Linked DNA regions of Homo sapiens: region 1 is linked to region 2. The links are chromatin contacts, found by POLR2A ChIA-PET in ENCODE. All regions are on one chromosome and are shown on one strand. The core of a region is the stretch at or near the end of the contact, and the rest is flanking DNA. Distances in the headings are between cores, read along the strand shown.

Region 1 (4,479 bases), core at 1,941-4,440, 230 kb before region 2:
TCTCGTTGATCTGTCTAATGTTGACAGTGGGGTGTTAAAGTCTCCCATTATTAATGTGTGGGAGTCTAAGTCTCTTTGTAAGTCACTCAGGACTTGCTTTATGAATCTGGGTGCTCCTGTATTGGGTGCATATATATTTAGGATAGTTAGCTCTTCTTGTTGAATTGATCCCTTTACCATTATGTAATGGCCTTCTTGGTCTCTTTTGATCTTTGTTGGTTTAAAGTCTGTTTTATCAGAGACTAGGATTGCAACCCCTGCCTTTTTTTGTTTTCCATTTGCTTGGTAGATCTTCCTCCATCCTTTTATTTTGAGCCTATGTGTGTCTCTGCACGTGAGATGGATTTCCTGAATACAGCACACTGATGGGTCTTGACTCTTTATCCAATTTGCCAGTCTGTGTCTTTTAATTGGAACATTTAGTCCATTTACATTTAAAGTTAATAGTGTTATGTGTGAATTTGATCCTGTCATTATGATGTTAGCTGGTTATTTTGCTCGTTAGTTGATGTAGTTTCTTCCTAGTCTCGATGGTCTTTACATTTTGGCATGATTTTGCAGCGGCTGGTACCGGTTGTTCCTTTCCATGTTTAGCACTTCCTTCAGGAGCTCTTTTAGGGCAGGCCTGGTGGTGACAAAATCTCTCAGCATTTGCTTGTCTGTAAAGTATTTTATTTCTCCTTCACTTATGAAGCTTAGTTTGGCTGGATATGAGATTCTTGGTTGAAAATTCTTTTCTTTAAGAATGTTGAATATTGGCCCCCACTCTCTTCTGGCTTGTAGGGTTTCTGCCGAGAGATCCGCTGTTAGTCTGATGGGCTTCCTTTTGAGGGTAACCCGACCTTTCTCTCTGGCTGCCCTTAACATTTTTTCCTTCATTTCAACTTTGGTGAATCTGACAATTATGTGTCTTGGAGTTGCTCTTCTCGAGGAGTATCTTTGTGGAGTTCTCTGTATTTCCTGAATCCGAACGTTGGCCTGCCTTGCTAGATTGGGGAAATTCTCCTGGATAATATCCTGCAGAGTGTTTTCCAACTTGGTTCCATTCTCCCCATCACTTTCAGGTACACCAATCAGACGTAGATTTGGTCTTTTCACATAGTCCCATATTTCTTGGAGGCTTTGCTCATTTCTTTTTATTCTTTTTTCTCTAAACTTTCCTTCTCGCTTCATTTCATTCATTTCATCTTCCATCGCTGATACCCTTTCTTCCAGTTGATCGCATCGGCTCCTGAGGCTTCTGCATTCTTCACGTAGTTCTCGAGCCTTGGTTTTCAGCTCCATCAGCTCCTTTAAGCACTTCTATGTATTGGTTATTCTAGTTATACATTCTTCTAATTTTTTTTCAAAGTTTTCAACTTCTTTGCCTTTGGTTTGAATGTCCTCCCGTAGCTCAGAGTAATTTGATCGTCTGAAGCCTTCTTCTCTCAGCTCGTCAAAGTCATTCTCCGTCCAGCTTTGTTCCCTTGCTGGTGAGGAGCTGCGTTCCTTTGGAGGAGGAGAGGCACTCTGATTTTTAGAGTTTCCAGTTTTTCTGTTCTGTTTTTTCCCCATCTTTGTGGTTTTATCTACTTTTGGTCTTTGATGATGGTGATGTACAGATGGGTTTATGGTGTGGATGTCCTTTCTGTTTGTTAGTGTTCCTTCTAACAGACAGGACCCTCAGCTGCAAGTCTGTTGGAGTACCCTGCAGTGTGAGGTGTCAGTGTGCCCCTGCTGGAGGGTGCCTCCCAGTTAGGCTGCTTGGGGGTCAGGGGTCAGGGACCCACTTGAGGAGGCAGTCTGCCCGTTCTCAGATCTCCAGGTGCATACTGGGAGAACCACTGCTCTCTTCAAAGCTGTCAGACATGGACATTTAAGTCTGCAGAGGTTACTGCTGTCTTTTTGTTTGTCTGTACCCTTCCCCCAGAGGTGGAGCCTACAGAGGCAGGCAGGCCTCCTTGAGCTGTGGTGGGCTCCACCCAGTTCGAGCTTCCCTGCTGCTTTGTTTACCTAAACAAGCCTGGGCAATGGTGGGCGCCCCTCCCCCAGCCTCGCTGCCGCCTTGCAGTTTGATCTCAGACTGCTGTGCTAGCAATCAGCGAGACTCGGTGGGCGTAGGACCCTCCGAGCCAGGTGCGGGATATAATCTCGTGGTGCACCTTTAAGCCCATCGGAAAAGCGCAGTATTCGGGTGGGAGTGACCCGATTTTCCAGGTGCCGTCCGTCACCCCTTTCTTTGATTAGGAAAGGGAACTCCCTGACCCCTTGCGCTTCCCGAGGGAGGCAATGTCTCACCCTGCTTTGGCCTGCGCACGGTGCGCGCACCCACTGACCTGCGCCCACTGTCTGGCACTCCCTAGTGAGATGAACCCAGTACCTCAGATGGAAATGCAGAAATCACCCATCTTCTGCGTCGCTCAGGCTGGGAGCTGTACCTGTTCATTGTTTTGATCAGACTCACTATGTAGGTTTTTCCTGCTCTTTTTATTAACTATCAGCATATGATCTGCAAACACGATTTTTAATATTGCTTTATAGTTATACCATAATTTATTTCATATTTTAATTTTGGGGCAGTTATATTGGTTTCATTTTTTGATATTATGAACAATACTGCAATAAGCATCTTTGTACAGAAATCTTTTTGCATGTTTCTGGTTTGTCAGACTAAATTCTTACAGTGGGGGTGATAAATTGAAGGTTTTAAGAATATTAACATATATTATTAAATGAGGACAGTTATGTTTTGAGAGTGGAATCCTTAGGCTAAAGGAATGAAAGTCCTTCAGTGGAATTGCGGGCATTGGACCACTGTCAGTGACGGGGAAGAGGGAGAGAAAACAGTGATGTGAAACATCAGTCTCCCTGGAAAGCACACTGGCTTTCAGAAGGTCTCAGGAGTAGAGTTACCAGACCAGGAGGGCAAGGGGGTTGCAGACCTAGAAGGTTAAAGAGAAGAAACCAAAGATTCATCCTGAAGGGAGAAACTTTGCCTACATTTAATCCACACAGAGAGAGGGTAGCTTTGAGCTGCTTGCATAGCTTGAGGCTGCAGTCATGATCCCAGTCCCTCCTGAGGCTGCTGAGAGGAGGAGAGTGACTAGTCCTTGTTAGCATTTACCCAAAATGAGTCATGGAGAGAGAAATACACATTAGCAGGTTGAGTCTAAGCTACAATTGGCTCCAGGGACAAAGCTTCCCATTCTCAGCTGCTTCTCATTCCAGACATCTTAATTCTCCCTTGTTCCCTGGGTGAGGCATTAACTACACAGTCCGGGGTTGCTGATGAACTCTGTGTGCCACCAGAAAAGAAGCAGGCTAGTTGATTCTATCTTTTCTGGGTGGCAGTTCTCTCTCTCATGACCTATTAAGAATCCTGGAGGTGCTTTTGAAAGCCTGCTGTGGCCTGGGACCAGCTTTTGTCTCTTAAATGAAAGACGCAAACGGAATGGTATCACTTTCAGAAGGCCACTGGCAAGGGGGAAAGCTGGGAGGACTTGGTGCTTCTCAGGAAGCCTGGGGTCACAGGCCAGGCAGGTTATTGACCAGAGAGGTAGAGGGATGTATTCTGCCAAGATTGTGTGGGGTGAGTCGCTGCTGTAGAATACTAATAGCTTCTTAAGCAGGGATACAAATCCCTCAGTGGAAGGGGTGTTATTGTTGCAATGAGAAAATTCATTATCAAATGTTATACTTCAAGTAAGAGAAGGAAAGAAGAAAATGAATATTTATTGAGCTTTTATTAAATACTAGGACCCTGCTTGGCATTGAACTTGCACCTTCTCATGTAGCCTGCAACCTGCTCTATGAGGTAGGTTTGTAAATAATATAAAAGCTCATTTATAAATGTGAGGAAATTGAGTTTCAGAGAGGCTATGCTGCTTGCTGAGGTCACAGAGGTTGGGGTAGGAACCAGGAAACAGAAGTGTGGCTGATGCCTCTATAAATAAATAATGTATATAGAAATGCATAAAAAATGCAGGGCCCTAAGATTTTGAAAAATAAATAATATATAAATTTAAAAGTTCAACATTTAGGTGCACTTTATTGAGGTATAATTTACATAATGTCAAAATTTATTCATTGTAAGAGTACAATAAGTAGTTTTAGTAAATTGATAGAAAATGTACCAATACCACCACAACTCAGTTTTTGAATATTTTTATCAAGTATACTTTCTTTTATGAAATAAGGCTGTGTCTGAAATGGTGGATAGAGAAAATAATATAATTGCTGACATTATCTTTTCTAGATTCTAGAGGAAGGAAGAGGCTGTGGGTGCAGGGAACAGGTACCCACTATAGCTTCTTAGAGCAAAGCAAAGTGAGATTTCCAGAAGGGTGATTCTAAAAATCAGTGATGGCCCATATGGCATCACTTAAGGGGCTATGAAATAAACTGTGTGGAGGTCTCCTGGCATTGGTTAAGTAGATGTGCAGCATTAACACTTTCAAGTTATTGGCCTGCTGTTATAAAATTCCACTTATATTTATGTCA
Region 2 (4,509 bases), core at 1,358-3,857:
CGGCACTATTCACGATAGCAAAGACTTGGAAACAACCCAAATGTCCAACAATGATAGACTGGATTAAGAAAATGTGGCACATACACACCATGGAATACTATGCAGCCATAAAAAATGATGAGTTCATGTCCTTTGTAGGGACATGGATGAAGCTGGAAACCATCATTCTCAGTAAACTATCGCAAGAACAAAAAACCAAACACCGCGTGTTCTCACTCAGGTGGGAACTGAACAATGAGAACACATGGACACAGGAAGGGCAACATCATACTCTGGGGACTGTTGTGGGGTGGGGGGAGGGGGGGAGGGATAGCATTAGGAGATATACCTAATGCTAAATGATGAGTTAATGGGTGCAGCACAGCGGCATGGCACATGTATACATATGTAACTAACCTGCACATTGTGCCCATGTACCCTAAAACTTAAAGTATAATAATAATAAAACAAAAAAACAAAAACAAAATAAAACAAAACAAAACAACAACAACAAAAAAAAACAAAAAATAAAATAAAGGATATCACATGGAAATGGGCAGGGGGCCTGCAGTGCTTAAATGTAGCTGCTGTTTCCACAAGTTCAGAATAGGAAGCTTTGTGCTTTTCCTCCCCATCACTTTCCCCCTTTTGATTCTGAATTCTGATATGGCAGGTGGGAGTGGGAAAGGGAAAGGTGAGAATGGGCTAGTGCATTTGGGCACAGGGATTCAGATGCTGGGCCTCTGTCTTGGAGCTGGCTTGCTGAGAGCATTTTGAGAAGAGGGCAAAGTTTTAGGGGTGGGAAATATGGCTGTTTCTTCAGAAAGAACAATATACTTCTCCATGCCATCACATAGGAGTTGAGTTGGATTTTTAGTCTTGAAAACTTGAGATGTGATTAAATTGATGAACCAACAAATCTGTACAATTTCACACAAGCCATACACTTATTGAAGAGCTGGATTACAGTTTGCAGCCTATTGAACTAATTCATTAATTTTATTTCACAGGCTAAAAATTTTACTATGCAAATGTATGCAAATCATACAAGAAAGTAGTGTTCTTAACCAAGTGCAGCAGCACCTGTTTTTTGTTTGTTTGTTTCCTTTGATTTGTTTCACTGGAACTGTGTCACTGGGTTGGAAAGTGAGATAAATACCTTCAATGTTTGAAACTGTGTGTCAAACAATTTTCTGAAGGGTGATTGGGAGGCTTTCTCCTTTGACAAATATTGCAGTGATTGGCACTTCTTTTTTATTCTTTTACTTGCCTAAAACAGAATGAAGAAGATGAGCAACATTTATGAGTCCGCTGCCAACACACTGGGAATCTTTAACAGCCCCTGCCTGACCAAAGTTGAGCTGCGTGTGGCGTGCAAAGGCATTTCTGACAGAGATGCCCTTTCCAAACCAGACCCCTGTGTCATCCTCAAGATGCAGTCTCATGGGCAGTGGTTTGAGGTAGGCATGTCCAATGAAATGGACAGAACCATGGCTGGATGATTGGCTCAAAAATGTTTTGATATTTTATATCTTCAGGTGGTTTATTTTGATGAAATAAGAAATTTGAGAAGTGAATATGATCACATTTCTATCATGATGTTTTGATGTTGCTGTTTTGATGTTGTGGATATTTTGACATTTACCCTTAATTCATGAGCCTAAGACTTTTTAGGTGTTTTTGTTAATTACCAAGAAATACTCACAATATACTCTTCATCCCATGCCTACTCATTGGCAACACACAGGTAGCAAGAGGACCAGGAACAGACGTGAACCCAGACCCCAGACTGGGCCGGGGTGAGAAAGTTCCAAAAACTGGTTCCAGAGACAAAGTCTTGTGGCCAAGGCAGAGTTCAGATTAGACTTAATAAGAATTTTGGGAATGGTAGCTTTGAGGAAACAGGTTTTAGGGGGTTGAGAGAGAAGTGACTACTCAGATGGAATGAGCTCAGTAGATGACAGTCCTATCCATAGGTCCCGAATTGAAAGAGGGAACCAAGAGGACAGGTATGAGCAAGTCAGTCCCATGAAATCTCTGTCTGCAGTAGAGGGGCAAACTCCACTTTTGGGAGCTGGGCTGGGCTACTTACTATCCAGGGTAACTGGCCAGAACTGAGGAGTAGGGACAAAGACTGAAGTCCAGTTCTCTGACCAAGCCCAAAACAGGGTGACTGTTGGACAGAGCTGACCCAGGACAAATCGTAGATCTATAGAGAAACATAAACTCTTGTTGTGGACCCAAGAGAGCCACGTGGGAACCCAACAACGATAATTAAACCCAGTCTTCAGGACTGAAGAAGTGACTCGTTCTAAGCCGCATGGGTTTATGGGGCTGAGTGGGATGGTTACCTCAGTCTGAGTTGGTTGAGGACTGGAGAAAGATGAATCCTGCATGTGGAAATCATGAGTAGATTCAGAAGTAAGGAGATGGGGATGGCAGAAATAGGAGGAACGGGCTGGGGGCCTACAAGCTCATAAGGCCAGCATGCAGTTTTAACCAGCTTTGGAAGGTAGCAAAACCACATTCAGACATCCCCCAAGACTCATGTGTAAAATATCCACTTGGAATGTTTCCTAACACACACTGTTTGCTGTGCTTGTGCAAGGCAGCTGCTCCTTTGGCAGTGGTGTGAATGGAATGACATTTCTGTGAGTCATTCTTCAAAGAGCGATGGGCCCCCACGTTGTTAAGAGATGACTTGGGTTTTTACAAAAAGTTTATTCTGGGAAGGATTTATTCATTTTTGTGCCTGCTAGACTCTAACTGATCACGGACCCAGTGGAGAGAAGCTCTAGGAAAAACAGTGGGGTTCTTTGTATCAACTGTGCTACACTTGGCGAGATGTTTCTCTGACTAATGGTGGTACCTGGGGAAGAACAAGGGGACACATCATGAAATATTTATTTTTTGGAGCAAGAACTTGAAACAATATGACCTAAACTTTACTGGGTACTTTTTAAGTGCCAGGCACTAGTCTGGCACTAAATTACCAGTTTAGTTCTTTCAAAAATTCTATGAGATATTATCCCCATTTTACAGGCAAGGAAATGGAAAGACAAAAAGATTAAGGATTTTCCCAAGAGCAGTCAGCTTGTAAGTGGAAAAGCTAATATTTAAACCCATACATTGGAGCTCCAGAAACTGAGATCTTTATTGCTATTTTATAATTGTGCTGGACACTGGTATCAGTCTTTGGTGGTTTGTGTGGCAATATTTTAGGTTGAATTCCGCAGCTAGGTTTTTTTTGTTTATTTAAAAATCCAAACAAATTGGATAAGGACTGATTTTAAGTTTGTCTGTTTTTTTTTTCCTTTTTTGCATCTAGGTACCTAGTCTAAGTAAGCCTTGTTTTTAAAGATCTAGCTGATGTGAATGGAGAAATAGGGAGGAGAAGAGGATGTAGCAGAGGAAGCAGTTCTTATTCTAAGAAAATAAAGTACTCAGAATAAGGGATTTGAAGCCATGCTGATCAGAGCACAAATAGACCTGTTTTGGATCCCTTGGACCAAATTCTTTAAGCCTTCAATACTATGCTCACCTGTTTATAAGCAGCCGGAAGGTGTCCCTCTAAGAGACAGTCTTCCACTCTATAGGAGAAAGAAGGTTCAAAAGACCCGAGAGTCAGCATGTTTAATTGTATGTAGATATGTGATATCAGCCACTTCTCTGAAAGAAAGGCTTGATAGCAGTTAGTGAGCAGGTGAAATTTAGGTGAGGAGTCAACATACACAGAAAATGAATGCTGATAGGCAGATTGGGGAATCTTAATTTAACTTCAGGCCTATCGAAGGCTTAGAATGTAAATATAAAACAGTATTCATGGGTGTCTTAATACATAGTATCTTTTTTTTCCCTTCTAAATATTCTCATTGACTTTGTTAGTCTCATTATTTTTTATTTAACAAAACTAAATGGAATGCCTACATTATAAAAAAGTAACTCCTTGGAAATTACAGGCAAGAAATCCATCTACTTCTAACCCGTTAACATAATTCAACTATTATTTGTACATATTTATTTTAGTCTTTTTCTTCTGGCATGCATATTCTCATATGATTATTATCATGCTTGTAAAATTTTCTTTCCTAATTTTATTGCTTAGTAGTATGTGCTTTTCCTCACATTGCTACAATATTGATCATTGTAATTTCAAAGCTGCATAATATCCCATCAACTGGATTTAAATTCATCAATTTTTTCACTTTGAAATTCCTTCCAGATATACCCTATTTTAAGTAATACTGCAATAAACATCTTTGTGCTTGAGGATTTTCCCTTCTTTTTGGATGAGTTCCTACAATAGATTCTGTTAAGTAGAACTGGTGGGACAAATAATAGGAAGCTTTTGAGGCTTTTGATACATATTGTCAAATAATTTTTCCAAAGCGTCCTATTAAACTATAGCACACAGCTACCACAAACTTTGCCACCCGTGCACAGTGATAAGAACCTTGTGCCACAGTGTAAATTGATTCACGGCTTCCTTTACCTAGAAAGTCTCACTCTATAACCATTAATATCAGCTTA

What was found. ChIA-PET counts read pairs that join two places held with the same protein, here RNA polymerase II (POLR2A).
Region 1: POLR2A ChIA-PET joins it to region 2 with 11 read pairs in AG04450. The contact joins two enhancer-like sites. POLR2A ChIA-PET finds 5 or more read pairs at or near these places in 2 of 52 experiments (AG04449 and AG04450).

What each region holds. Positions count from the first base shown.
Region 1 is chr3:132,134,847-132,139,325 of GRCh38, reverse strand. No RefSeq gene overlaps it. Among named protein-coding and RNA genes, the nearest start is that of TRC-GCA6-1, 92 kb to the left of the region's middle. Within about 2 kb of position 3,190, at least 5 of the 41 ENCODE cell types and tissues checked have a DNase peak (open chromatin) inside an H3K27ac peak, as active enhancers do.
Region 2 is chr3:131,902,194-131,906,702 of GRCh38, reverse strand. CPNE4 (copine 4) reads left to right here. Exons shown (of 16, transcript NM_130808.3): 2 at 1,259-1,439. The coding sequence starts at 1,260. Among named protein-coding and RNA genes, the nearest start is that of MIR5704, 81 kb to the left of the region's middle. Within about 2 kb of position 2,607, at least 2 of the 41 ENCODE cell types and tissues checked have a DNase peak (open chromatin) inside an H3K27ac peak, as active enhancers do.